2 separate regions of the Homo sapiens genome follow, and region 2 is linked to region 1. A link is a contact called in ENCODE Hi-C or POLR2A ChIA-PET data. All regions are on one chromosome and are shown on one strand. The core of a region is the stretch at or near the end of the contact, and the rest is flanking DNA. Distances in the headings are between cores, read along the strand shown. Region 1 overlaps SLC23A2 (solute carrier family 23 member 2). Region 2 overlaps CDS2 (CDP-diacylglycerol synthase 2).

What was found. Hi-C counts contacts between places; a loop is a spot of excess contacts on that map. ChIA-PET counts read pairs that join two places held with the same protein, here RNA polymerase II (POLR2A). Pooled maps may share reads with other maps.
Region 2: a loop to region 1 is called in a pooled map, with 3 times the contacts of the local background. The contact joins two enhancer-like sites. A Hi-C loop is called at or near these places in 2 of 50 pooled maps. POLR2A ChIA-PET finds 5 or more read pairs at or near these places in 2 of 52 experiments (activated CD4-positive, alpha-beta T cell and activated T-cell).

The regions. Positions count from the first base shown.
Region 1 is chr20:4,969,115-4,976,212 of GRCh38, forward strand. SLC23A2 (solute carrier family 23 member 2) reads right to left here. Exons shown (of 17, transcript NM_005116.6): 2 at 1,679-1,805. Among named protein-coding and RNA genes, the nearest start is that of SLC23A2, 29 kb to the right of the region's middle. RefSeq lists enhancers at 4,008-5,207, 4,463-4,772 and a silencer at 4,195-4,395. Within about 2 kb of position 4,522, at least 27 of the 41 ENCODE cell types and tissues checked have a DNase peak (open chromatin) inside an H3K27ac peak, as active enhancers do.
Region 2 is chr20:5,167,132-5,174,229 of GRCh38, forward strand. It overlaps CDS2 (CDP-diacylglycerol synthase 2), which reads left to right. Exons shown (of 13, transcript NM_003818.4): 2 at 6,392-6,528. Among named protein-coding and RNA genes, the nearest start is that of CDS2, 44 kb to the left of the region's middle. RefSeq lists enhancers at 3,162-3,661, 5,030-5,169, 5,812-6,106 and a silencer at 5,812-6,106. Within about 2 kb of position 4,085, at least 12 of the 41 ENCODE cell types and tissues checked have a DNase peak (open chromatin) inside an H3K27ac peak, as active enhancers do.

The DNA of each region.
Region 1 (7,098 bases), core at 3,272-5,771:
TCCCTCTTGTTACCCAGGCTGGAGTACAATGGCACAATCTCGGCTCACTGCAACCTCCTGCCTCCCAGGTTCAAGCGATTCTCCTACCTCAGCCTCCCGAATAGCTGGGATTACAGGTATGCGCCACCATGCCTGGCTAATTTTTTGTACTTTTAATAGAGACAGGGTTTCTCCATGTTGTACAGGCTGGTCTTGAACTCCGGACCTCAGGTGATCCGCCCGCCTCAGCTTCCCAAAGTGCTGGGATTCCAGGCATGAGCCACTACACCCAGCCTTTATTAGAAGTCTTAAAATTTTTTTAAAAGGAGTGATCCCCTCTAAGTATTTGTAAAAGCTCTTATAAGTGTACACAGAAAGTAAATTTTACTGCACATAAAATTTTTTTAAAACAACACTGACATAACATTTTACATCCACCATACTGAATAAATTTAGTTTTAACAAGTCAATGTATCTGACAGCATCCTTTTTTTTTTTTTTTTTTTCTTGAGGCAGGGTCTCACTCTGCCACCCAGGCTAGAGTGCGCTGGCACAATCAGAGCTCACTAAATCCTTGAACTCCTGGGCTCAAGTGATCCTCCTGTTTCAGTCTCCAGAGTAGCTGGGACTATAGGCGTGCACCACCACATCCAGAAGCAGAGTATCTGAGAGAATGTATCGGCAGATGTGAAACACTTGCGGCTTTTCTGAAGGATAATTTACCTATACATGTATCAAATTTTAAAAGGTCATGCACTGTGCCCATCACTACTACTGCTAAGATGTTTTCCCCAAGAAGAAATTTGATTGCAGTATTGCTTATAATAGCAAAAAATTAAAAATAATCAAAATGTTCATCAAGCTTTGGGGATAAGGGAAACAACAGAAGGAGGAAAAAAAGAATGCTCCTGAGTAATGTACATGTGGTTAGTCTCATTAATTAAACTGCAGAGAATGCTTGAAAAGGGGTGAGGAAACAATTCTTAAATCTCTTTCCACTCCAGGTTCCTCACGTATAAACCTCACGGAGGGCCAAGAGCAGGAGGTACTCAACAAATTTTTGCTGATAATAAAGTCAAAAGCATGAAAGAAAACTGAAAATATTTACCTCCTACTTTGTAATTAATATAAGTGGCAAGACTGTGCCTGTTTATTTTCTAGTTTAATCTACTTGCGTGGAATTTGGCCTAAAGAAGTCTATTACCTTATCATTAGCATTAACCTAACAATTCATTATTCCAAAGGTTGTGCATTTAGACCGTTCTCAACACGTAAAAAACGTACAAAGGTAAGGTCAAGTACAAAAGGGTTCTAATGCTACAGAGCTGCCAGCCCAATTCTACCATGAAGCATAACTAGCCAGGCATGGTGGCTGAAGCCTATAATCCCAGCACTTTGGGAGGTAGAGGCAGGAGGATCGCTTGAGCCCAGGAGTTGGAAACCAGCCTAGATAATATAGTGAGACCCCATCTCTAAGAAAAAAAAATTTAAAAATTAGCCAGGCACCATGGCTCACGTCTGTAGTCCCAGCTACTTGGGAAGCTGAGGTAGAAGGATCACATAAGCCCAGTAGGCCAAGGCTGCCACGAGCTGTGATCGTGCCACTGCACTCCACCCTGGGTGATAGAGCAAGAACCTGTTTCAGAAAAAGTAAGAAAAGGAAAAGGAAACACAACTGGAGATTGTGTTTTACACGCACCTAAGTGATGTGGCGTAGACCTGTCCATATGCTTTCCATTACAATTCGCTGAGTTACATTTGCTTATGCACCAAGGTCCAAGTTCAAAGCCGTATGAGAAGTCCCCGTTAGTGGAGTCAAGACCTAGCTGGAGAAAAGCAAATGGTAAATTAAAAGTAATAACAAACCTAGCAGGAGGTACTCTGCATGAATGGAGTCTATTTTTCACCCAGCCATGCCCAATCCTAGAATTTGCTCTATTACTACTTCATTTTTATGGACTGCCTCCAAGGCCCCAGCCTGTCTCTAGGCAGGGTCACAAACTGCACCCTCAATTCTTTAAAAATCCACTCTCCATTTCTACAAAGTATTTTGAAAGATAGTATTTTAGAACACCTATAAAAAAACTTTTCAGCCAGGCACAGTGGCTCACACCTGTAACCCCAGCACTTTGGTAGGTCAAGGCAGGCAGGTCACTTAAGCCCAGGAGTTCGAGACCAGCCTGAGCAATAGGGTGGTCTCTACAAAACACACACACACACACACACACACACACACACACAAATTAGCCAAGTGTGGTGGTGCACACCTGTGATCCCAGCTACTCAGGAGACTGAGAGGTGGAGAATCACCTGAGCCCAGGAGGTTGAGGTTGCAGTGAGCTGTGCAACCGCACTCCAGCTTGGATGACAGAGTGAGACTCTGTCTCAAAAATAAATAAATAAATAAAAAGCAATTTTGGGCCAGGCACGGTGGTTCACACCTGTAGGGAGGCTGGGATGGGAGGATCACTTGAGGCCAGGAGTTCAAGACCAGCCTGGGCAACATAGTGAAACCTTGTCTCTACAAAAAAAAAAAAAAAAAAATTATCTCGTCGTGGTGGCACACACCTGTAGTCACAGCTACTCAGGAGGCTGAGGCAGGAGGATTCCTTGAGCCCAGGAGGTCAAGGCTGCAGTGAGCCATGACTGTGCCACTGCAGTCCTACTTGGGCAACAGAGCAACACGCCATCTCAAAACAAAAGCAAAAAAAGTGATTTGCACTCAGTTGGGATTTCTCCATTGATAACTTTTAAACTCCATATTCCCTAGCACAGGGTCTTTGATTTAAAAAAAATAAATAAATAAGTCACTTTCTGTTAAAGCCTCTTAAAAATGTACTAGCACACGGGGAGGGTGCTTCTCAAAAAGCCGGTCACATTCTGTTTCTCAAACTGGGATATGAGCAGGTACACAGATGTTTCTTTTACTATTTATTAAACGGCTATGTTTTATCCACTCTTGTACCTATGCATATGTTCCACAATAAAGGGAACCCAGAGCCTGACTCAGTGGCTGTCTTGGGAACAGCCATCCCAGCCCCAGCCATGAGCCTGGCCCTCCCTTGTGAAGAAAAACGTGCAAGGCAACCAACAGTTTAGCCAGATTTTCACTGGAAAATCCTTATGTTGAGACATCAACTTTTACCATTTGTTCTTGGGCAAGTTAGCATCAACAATCGCCAACGGCCCCAAGTTAAATAGCACACAAATGCCATCAGACTGGTACCAGTCCAGCCTTCAAGGAACCATTAATGAGTCTTTTTTTTTTTTTTAATTTTGGAAACTAAACACTGGTCTTGTGCTATTTGGGAAAAAATACTCACTTTAAATTATTAGAACGTGAATGAAGAAATTGATGTCTTTCCCTTTCTAAAACATTTTGCATGCAAGGAAAAAAAAAGTAGTAATTTATTTCTCAAAATAAAATCTCTACACATAAATCTATCTTAAGCTATGTGGGGGTTTTTGGGGGGTTTTTTGGGGTTTTTTTGTTGTTGTTGTTGTTTTAAATGAGACAGAGTCTCGCTCTATCAGCCAGGCTGGAGTGCCGTGGCGCAATCTTGGCTCACTACAACCTCCACTCCCGGGTTCAAGCGATTCTCTTGCCTCAGCCTCCCGAGCAGCTGGGATTACAGGTGCCCGCCACCATGCCTGGCTAATTTTTTGTATTTTTAGTAGAGACACGGTTTCACCATGCTGGCCAGGCTGGTCTTGAACTCGACCTTAGGTGATCCACCCGCCTCGGCTCCCAAAGTGCTGGGATTACAGGCACAAGCCACTATGCCAAGCCTTAAGCTATGTTTATCAGAAATTTGCAATGTCAGAAGGGAGGCACAAAGGTGACATCCATCAATGTCTAGTCAAGAGGAATAATGAAAAGAACATGAGAAAAGAAAACAAGAGAGACACTTTAAAAGAATGGCTTACTTTCAGTTAAGTTATAATAACAAATACAGTTCCTTGAAAAATACAGGTTGTACAATATGTGTGGTTATGATTTCACTTTTATTAAAAGGATAATTACATAGTATGCATTTGTGTACACAGAACAGGGCTGGCAAGGATACAGATCAAACTGCTTTGAAGTGGTGGGGGGACATAAGAAAAGATCGTGTGACCTTCTCAATTTACTAAACACAAGTCTGACAAGCTAGAATTATTTTTCAACATGTGTATGCTTCTTTTGCAAATCCTTTAAAAAACTATTAATTAAAAACGGCTCCATGAGGGCAAAGTGCAAATTAACAGAATGTCATTTTTAGCTACAAATCATTGGAAAATTCTGAATGGGGAAGCGAAAGTACTATGACTCCTTAAAGACATGTTTTTGGAGAGTATTTTTCTAAGCTGAGTGGCAAGATGGCTGGAAGGACTTAACTACTGCACAGAACAAGTACTGAGACCAAACCACAGAACTGGGTCAGAGGTTTTAATACTGGGAACATGCAAATACATTTTTGAGAAAGGAATCTCTGAGGAAGGAGTTAAGAAGGAATCACGATACAAACAAAAACAAGACTGAGCTATCAGTAAGCAACCTTGAACTTCTGGCAGAGCGCTCCGCTGAATGCCCCTCCCATTCGTGGGTTCCACCGCACTCTGGAAACATGAAAACTGTCCTTTGCACGCAAGGCTACGGGGCTGAGATCAAAGCCTGGGCGCTGCGGCAGGTCAGAGGAAACATCACTTGGGACACACTCATGGCCACATGACTTTCCCCCATCAAGGCCCGCTGAACTCTCAAGAATCTGTTCACAGTGCTTCTGTTGCTTCTTAATTAGGATGTGCAAAAGTACATACTACATGCTGTGGTTTCCAGACACTGACTTCATACAGAAAACATTCAACAAAAAACTGGGGAAGAAATACTACAGAATTGCCATCTGTGTATCTTACTATGTTATTTAACATCTACCACTGACTCAACATCATTTCCTTAAAAAGGGATGTTAACTCTTCAAAAGCAGGAAGGAGAGAATGCCAGGGCCAGTATCATAACAGGCCAGAACCTTTGAACAGCCAAATCATTCTATCAATTCAGTAGATGCCAAAAAGGCTGACAAAACACTTCCTCCTGATTTAAAAAGCAAAAACCAGCCAGGCGCGGTGGTTTATGCCTGTAATCCCAGCACTTTGGGAGGCTGAGGTGGGTGGATCACCTGAGGTCAGGAGTTGGTCAGCCTGACCAACATGGAGAAACTCCATCTCTACTAAAAATACAAAATTAGCCAGGCATGGTGGCGCATGCCTGTAATTCCAGCTACTCGGGAAGGCTGAGGCAGGAGAATCGCTTGAACCCAGGAGGCGGAGGTTGCGGTGAGCCGAGATCGCGCATTGCACTCCAGCCTGGGCAAGAAGAGCGAAACTCCGTCTCAAAAAATAAAAAAAATAATAATAATAAAAATAAATAAAAAGCAAAAACCAAATATCTTCAATGCAAATTAAAAGATACTTCCTGAATATGACAAATATCTTCTGAAAACAAGGGCAAACTCAAACACTACATATTCTTCATGCTTTGGCATTTTGTTTTTTAAGTTTATTTTTAACCTTATACTACCCTTATATCCTTTATCCTTATACTATCATTCCCAATGTTTGTATTTTTTTCAAGGTCTTACAAAAGAGGCACATGTATGCACTTGAAAATCTTGATGAAATGGGCAATTTTGGGGGGAAAGCTATTTTTTCAGTGTTTTTGTTTTTGTTTTTGAGACGGAGTCTCGCTCTGTCACCTAGGCTGGAGTGCAGTAGCGTGATCTCAGCTCACTGCAACCTCCGCCTCCAGGGCTCAAGCGATTCTCCTGCCTCAGCCTCCCGAGTAGCTGGGATTGCAGGGCCCACCACCACACCTGGCTAATTTTTGTATTTTTAGTAGAGATGGGGTTTCATCATGTTGACCAGGCTGGTCTTGAACTCCTGACCTCAAGTGATCCACCCGCCTTGGTCTCCCAAAATGCTGGATTACAGGTGTGAGCCACCGTGCCTGGCCAAAAACTATTTTTTGAAAACCTGAACAAGTAACAATAAATGGAGAAAATTACAAAAGCAAATTACTCTTTTCCAAAAGGTGCTAGGCCCAGACAAATTCTTAGTTATTTCCCAGCCTTCCTCGTAAGAAATGGGAAATGAAAAAGCTTCCCAATTCCTTCTGGGAATGCAGACAAACTGACAAAGCACAACGGAAGAAAACTATGTATTTCTTCATTGGTGCAGCGGTGAGTAAGAAAAAAAGAAAAAGAAAGAATATGACGTTAACCTCACTTGCCATTCCTAGATTGTTTTTTATTACTTATTTATTTTTTGAGACAGAGTTTCACTCTGTTGCCCAGGCTGGAATGCAGTGGTGCCATCTTGGCTCACTGCAAACTCCACATCCCGGGTTCAAGCCATTCTCCTGCCTCAGCCTCCCAAGTAGCTGGGATTACGTGCACGCACCACCACGCCTGGCTAATGTTTGTATTTTTAGTAAAGACAGGGTTTCACCATGCTGGCCAGGCTGGTCTCAAACTCCTGACCTCAAGTGATCCACCTGTCTTGGCCTCCCAAAGTGCTGGGATTACGGGCGTGAGCCACCGTGCCCCGCCTGTTTTTTTTTTTTTAATTTTTGCAAATATGACATGTAAAGAATGACATCTGGTTTTGATCTTGATTTCTTTGATCCATGTGTCTACAGTTCTTTTATGAACTGTAAGTGCCTTTTACCCATTTTTTTCAGTACGTGTTTGGGTTTTTCTGATTCATTTGCAAGAGTTTCTTTCTTTCTTTTTTTTTTTTTGAGACAGAGTCTCGCTCTGTCGCCCAGGCTGGAGTGCAGTGGCGCGATCTCGGCTCACTGCAAGCTCTTCCTCCCGGGTTCACGCCTTTCTCCTGCCTCAGCCTCCCGAGTAGCTGGGATTACGGGCACCTGTCACCAGGCCCGGCTAATTTTTTATATTTTTAGTAGAGACGGGGTTTCACCGTATTAGCCAGGATGGTCTTGATCTCCTGACCTTGTGATCCACCTGCCTCGCCCTCCCAAAGTGCTGGAATTACAGGCATGAGCCACCACGCCCGGCCAAGAGTTTCTTTTTTTTTTCCTACTTTTACTTTGCTTTTTCTTTTTGCAAGAGTTTCTTA
Region 2 (7,098 bases), core at 2,835-5,334, 200 kb after region 1:
TCTACCAAGTCCCCTGTGGTCCTTTGTAAATAGCTTTATCTGGAGACAGAATGGCTCACAGCCAGTTAGGTTTTAAGAAGCTGAATCTGCCACATTCATGTATTTTCTTGTCCTTTCTCTGAGTGCAGTTAACCTGTTAGAGATGCCGGAAGTGAAGCTGTCCATCTGGGTAGCTGAATACATTTTCTTTGAATCCCATTATTGCTGTGAGGCTTTTGAAGGACAGGGTATGGCCATACTGGGGATGACTGTGAACTCATTCAGAGTGGGGTCCTCCTTCTGTTTGGTGTTTTGTTCTGACAATTGAACTTGTCAAATGGAGTTAGTATTAGGGCTAAAAGTATTTCTTTGTTATTCCCAACAATATACACACACAAATGGATGCTGTCACACACTGGCCAGATATATGTATATATATGTATATATGTATATTTTTTTTCAGTAGGAACTCAGATGAAAGCCTACTTGGCTTTTTCATTGAGAGGGCCACCTAAGTCCCTGACACTTATTAAGGATGCTTATTAAGGATAAACCCATCTCTGGTAATTTCTCTCCTAGGATCCTGTGTGAGTGGGGAGTTGCCCTCCCTGGCAGCTGGTCACAGGGCTTGATCTAGAAGATGGAGGCCATGGTATTCAGCAGAAAAGTTAGGCTTAGACTAATGACTTTCCTCCAGGAGAAAGTTGATAATTTGCATATAAAGCAGTGCAAAAAATTGTGTAGGTTATGAAGTTAGTCAGTGAAACTTGTGAATTTGAATGCAGTGTCAGTGGGAAAGGCAGAGTTGTTGGAGGCATAACCCACCAGTGCCTTGAAGTCTGCCTTTTAATGAAATTTCCTTGAAGAAGAAAGAAAAAGAGAAGAAAAGCTGAATGATGGTACTGCTTATTTTCTTTCCCTAGTTTTTAGTTCCTCTTAGGCAAATATGAACAGAATATTAATATGTTTTCTTTAGTGTAGTCCAGAGCTGAGTCATTATCTGGTAAAGAAATAGAGTATGGAGCTGGGTACGGTAGCTCACGCCTGTATTCCCAGCACTTTGGGAGGCCGAGGCAGGTGGATCACCTGAGGTCAGGAGTTCAAGACCAGCCTGGCCAATGTGGCAAAACCCCATCTCTACTAAAAATATAAAAATTATCTGGGCGTGTTGGCGGGCACTTGTAATCCTAGCTACTTGGGAGGCTGAGGCAGGAGAATCGCTTGAACCCGGGAGGTGGAGGCTGCAGTGAGCCAAGATTGTGCCACTGCACTCCAGCCTGGATGACAGAGCAAGACTCTGTCCCCCCAAAAAAAAAAAAAAAAGAAAAGAAAAAAAAAAAAGAAATGGGGTATAGGGTAGGATAGGTTCCACCGGTGTGGAGCCTGACACAGTGCCCAAGGGATTCTCTCTAGCCATGGGCACAGCCACACTTTTTTGGGTCAAACACTGACCATCACTACTTTGGGTGTCAGAGTCTTGAGAAATATCCAGGTAGGAGGGTGGGCCCCTGGCACCAAGTGAAGACCGAAAGGGAGCCTCAGAAGGATGCTGTCCAGGAAGCCTCCCACCAGGCTGGCAGGAAACCCAAACAGCAGGGTTTTCTTCCCAGAGAGTTGATAGTGAAAATGAGTTCCACAAATGCTGTTCTGGACTGAGCTAGGTCCCTCCCCAGGAAAAGCCAGACCTTAACCACAAGGAACATCCCCTCCTGCCCACTGCTCCCTCTGGCCCTCCCTCACTGCCTTCTCTTGCTTCTGTTATGTTCTGATCTTTGGGTCAGTGCTGGGTGTGGGGAAGCTTCTGGGCAGTTGGTGGAGAAGCTTTCTGAGCATGAGTTTCTCCAAAAATGCTAATGGCTCTTAACTGAGCCCCTGGTACACAGGACACTCCATGTGTCCTTCATCCTAAGTGCTTCTGCCTTTCTCTAGAGGGTCTGTGTAAACCAAAAGGGGTGGACCCTCAGAGGAGCTTCCCCCTTCCTTTAAAGCAGCACTCTTGTTTCCTGTTTATACCAGCACTACAACCCCCTTGGGAAATGGCTGAGGAACTGTGGGAGGCGGTGGTTGAGAGAGAACCTGAGAGGGTCTGCCCCACCTGGCCTCTGTTCCCGGCCCTCGGGATTGAAAGGGAAGGAAGGAGGAGGGGTGCCTGGGAGCTGGGTGGATATGAGTCAGAAGAGGCAGGGCAGCCTCTCCCTGCTGTGCTGGTCTCAGTACCCACCAGGAGTGAGGCAGGAGTGGATGCTGGTCTGGTCCTGCTGCCAGGGCTGCTGCAGGGGCACCAGTCAGGCACATGAGCAGGAAAGTGGGTACTATCATATCTCAGTGTAGTCTGGACACTTTGGTCCATCATAGGTCAAGTAGAATTAATTAGCTCATTAGTTCAACAAATCTTGGGGCACCTGCTATGTTCCAGGCACTGCTCAGTGCAGTGGTGAACAGGTAACTCCTGGCCTCTGACACACTGCCGTGTCTGACATGTATATGGTGTTTTTACCATGTTCCCAGTTTACACTCATGAACATATGCATATGTCTTGATAATGCCCATTACAAAGCATACATGGGAAAGAAAAGAAGAATGAGGTAAGTAGAGATGAGTTCTAAGATTTCCTCCCACACTTTGGCAGATGGTTCAGCTTCAGAGTCTACTAGCATGGACTGTTGCTTTAATGGGTAGCTTTTGTGTTTCAGACACCACCTTACACAGTTTTGAGTCGGGGCTACCAGTGTGAAAGAGCTTGAAGCAAGGTAGGCAAATGCTGTGCCCAGATCATTTATTAGCACTTGGCCCCAGCAAGGCCTGATGCTCTCCTTGGGAAGGGTGCCCAGCTTGTCTGGGGTGGGTGTTTTAGGGTCTCGTGCTTCTGTCCTGTGTGCTGTGGTCAGGCTACTCAGGGGAGTGCGGCAGGCACCTGCTGCTATTCAGTACTTTATAGTTTTCATAGCCTTTCATCGGGGTCGCATTGGTCATCCCAACAACCTTCCGAGACAGGGATTCCTTCGCCGCTGAAGACCAGAGGATGGAGGCCTGTGCTGTGTGTCATGAGTGTCAGAGCTGGCCCTGGGCCTTGCTTTCCTGGACTGGCCACTGCCTTATTCTGCAGAAAGTTTTTCTTGACATCTCCCCACCTCGCTGTGCCCAGAGGAGCAAACTGATGAATGTGTTCAGCATGTACCACCTTTCTTGTGGGAAGGAGCATGGGTTCCAGGTCCCTGCCTGCTTCCAGACCCTCTGTGGAAGCTGCCGCTGGCACTCAGCTTCCTTTTCCGGGGTATGAGCAACTGTGTCTCCAAGCAGAATGCCTTTGTCCACGGGGTGGGGAGGAGCTGGAAGACTGCAGGCCTCCAGGTTCTTTCTCTCAGGTTTCTGTTCCCTTTGGCGTCCACAGGACATCAGGAGCCAGGTGGCTGGCTGACCTGTCCCCCTCCTCCTCTGTGTCTTCCCCAGGCTGTGCAGTTTCCCCGCTCACAGGGATTTGCCGTTGGCACCTGTTCGGCCCTGTCTCAGCATGTGGGAGAGAGTGGTCTGTAGGTTGGTGTTGGTTTCCTGCTCAGAGGATGCTTCCTCAGTAGGCCCGGCTGAGGCCCAGGGAACCTGGAGTTACTCACTTAAAGGTAGCAAAAACCTAGAAAGTTAATCTCTTTCAGGCTTGTTTGTTCAGTGGTTTTTTGAAAAGATCAACAAAATTGATAGACTGCTAGCAAGGCTAATAAAGAAGAAAAGAGAGAAGAATCAAATAGACGCAGTAAAAAATGACAAAGGGGATATCACCACCGATCCCACAGAAATACAAACTACCATCAGAGAGTACTATAAACACCTCTACGCAAATAAACTAGAAAATCTAGAAGAAATGGATAAATTCCTCGACACATACTTCATTTCTTAGTTGTTCAGCTCAGTCCGCCTGAGGTCTTGGTAACAATAGTTGCGATATCTTTGTAACAGTTCTCTATCTCCTTTTACTACTCTCTGCCTCTGGATACCCCTCTTCACTTCACCCCTTCCTACAAGGAAGGAGTCAGGTCTGACAGTGTTGCAGGATGCAGTGCTGGGCTAACGGAAGGTCCAGAGAGGCTCTTAGCACGGAGCTGGAGCTGCCTGCTCCTCCCTCGCAGGACGCTGCCTGGGTTCCGTTCCTGTCCTTCCCTGCCTGGGGAACTAGCAGCCTTTGTGAGTCTCCTTGACAACAGGATGGATAAGTTAAAAATAACCTTGTGCCGGGCTTTCTGTGTGTGAGTGCCCTCTCCCCTGCTGCTCTGGAGCGCAGTCCCTGCAGCTTCTAGAGGCTCCTGAATGCATCTGTGGGAGCCTCAGTGGGGTCCAGGTGCTAGCATTTTGAAGCCCCGAGGTTTTAGAGGTCAAAGCCAGGTGATCAGGCAGCATCATTACCTTGTAACTCGCAATGATTACCGTAATATTACTGGCAACTGGTGGTTGCCGATGGTGTGTGGGTGTCAATGTTGAAATAAAGATTGGACAGCTGTTGTGAATGCTTTGTCTTCATTTAGTCTCCCTGGAGAGGGACGACTCTGGAGACCTTACTGTGTTTCAGAAACTCTGGAGTGGTGTACTGGGACACAGCCCTGGGTGAGAGTTTGGTTATGTCGCTTCAAGGAATCCCCATGGGAAGGAGGGTCCTTACCTTATATAAGGTGAAGACGCCAAAGTACAGAGGCACTTGGGTGACTTATCCAGAGCCACCTGTCTCGACTGTGGCAGAGTAGGGAGCAGTCTGTGTCTTCAGAAGCTGTGGCTCTCTCCCTTGGATCCTAATGATGAGGCCGTCTTTATTGGGCCTTTACCAAAGCCAGCTGTCTCTTTTTTATCAGCAGTCTGCACTAGGCGAGGCCCTCTGTGTTGCTAATCTGTTTTGTTTTTCTGTTTTGCTCATCTGCACTAGTTAAGGCCCTCTGTCTTGTCACAGTTGTAAATTAATTTAGAAAGAGCTGTCTCCCTGAGGGCAGGGGCTGGGTTTTTCTTTACACACCTGGACCTAATTCTTCTCTTCTTCCATCCATTAGTAAGTGTTTTGCTGTGTGCCGTGCATGGGGATAATGAGAACAAGAAGTTATGTTCTTGTCTTTAAGGAGTTTGTCGTCAGCCAAGGAGACATTTACAAAAGTCCCCGTTGTGGTCAGCGCTGAGAGGGAGAAGGTTCTAGTGTTAAGAGAGCAAATCACTGGGGTGTCTAACCTCGCCTGAGGTGAAGGTGGGGGTTAGAGCAGTCTGAGAGAACATATTAGTAACACAAAGTACTCAAATCTGGAGCACATAAACCACTACAAATCAATAAAAAAAGGAAGGCAGAAAACTCCGTAGAAAAACTAGCCAGTGATTTGACAGACACTTGACAGAAGATACCAAGTGGCCAGTGAACATGTGAGACAGTCACAATTCCGTGTATTCATCAGTCATCAGGGAAGTCAGAGGACCTGGGTTAATATGAGACATTGGGCCACGCATTGAACTTCCCAGATCCCGTTTCTTATTTGTAAATGGGGCTTCTCCTGTCCCTTCCCTTCCTCCCAGTACTGCTCTGAAGCTTGCATGGGAAAGGCTCTTCAGACCTTGCAGGGCTATACAGATACTAAGTAGTGTTGTTACTCTAAGTGATTTACTTTCTCCTCCACCTCTTCTCATAGCAACTATTCTGAATTCCCCTATGAAAGAAAATACTTGAGTGGTAGGATGGTTCCTAGGATTCAGAATAGCCTGTCCCTTGATACTTTGGGTAAAGAGCTTGCTGCTGGCATGGCTCTGGTTCCCTCACCCAGGCTGGGAGCAGGGTGACTTCCTGTGGGTCTTTTGTCACCCAGGGCCTGGTGGCAGGGAAAGGACTGAGGTGCACCAGTCCTGGCTCGAGCGTTGTCTGGAGTAGGCTGTCTGGTTCGTTGTCCACACTGACTGTGATTGACCTCCTCACAGAGTGCTCTAGTGAAGTCCGGAAATAACACTCTGGACTTGGGACATGTTGACATTAACAGGTCTACAGGGGCAACAGCCTCACCACCTGGCTTCCCCTGAGAGAGCCTGGTCAGTGCCATTGGCTGCCCTAGCAGGCTCAGGGATAACCTCCTGTTAAAACCGGTCCCAGCCTCCCTTTTGCATTCTTTGGATACAAAGGAGCCATGTTCTCTCTCTTTTGGATCTGCCCTCTGCGGTTAAGCAGATGGTACGCGGTGCAGATGCACACCTCTCTTCCAGCAGAGTGTGGCTGGCCACCTTGGCACATGTCACAACAGTGTCAGGATTGCTGCTAGTCCTGTCAGTCCCATCACCTGACTGTGCCAGGTTCTTAGGCCCTGTTTGGAGTCTTTCCCCACAGATCTCTCATGACAGGCATAGACTTCTCAATGGTCTACTCGGCACTTTTGACCTTTTTCTCTTCTGTATTTCTGCCACTTAGGAGTCAGAGTCAGAAGCAAAGGTAGATGGAGAGACTGCATCGGACAGTGAGAGCCGGGCAGAATCCGCACCCCTGCCAGTCTCTGCAGATGATACCCCGGAGGTCCTCAATAGGGCCCTTTCCAACTTGTCTTCAAGGTAACCTGGCTTAATGATGCAGGTGCTTGTTGGGGGCTTTGCACCATGTCCAAGTGCCCTGGAAGAGCCTGCAGAGAGCCCGTGGTCTTGCAGAGCAGGCCCGCTGTCTTGCCTCAGCCTCCCATGCCACTGCTCCAGGCTCCATTGAGTGTAATCTAGTGCTTAGCAGTGGCAGTGAGCACAGTGACCAGGAGGGGAGGGCAACCAAGGCTGGAAGGATCTGGCCCCGGAAGGGTGCTTCAGACTGGACTAGGAAGTGCAGTTCAAAGAGGAAGAGGGGACAGGAGGGATGGAGGTGGGTGAGGTCAGCTGACACTGCACAGCACAGGAAACCAGCCTTGGGTTTGCGATTAATGGGCAGGCTGCTTTTCACTGAGGAGTCCACGTTTCCAGTTCAGAGTTTAGTTTCTCTCACATCCTTTGTGAACAGTTCCTTAAATTCTCCAGGAAGAACTGGGAAACATCTTAACCTAGGTGAATCTAGTGTTAAAACTTTTGGCCCTTGAGAACCTGGTTCTTTTAACACAGCTATGTGAGTAGATCAAAAACACATTATAAGACCCCAAAGCA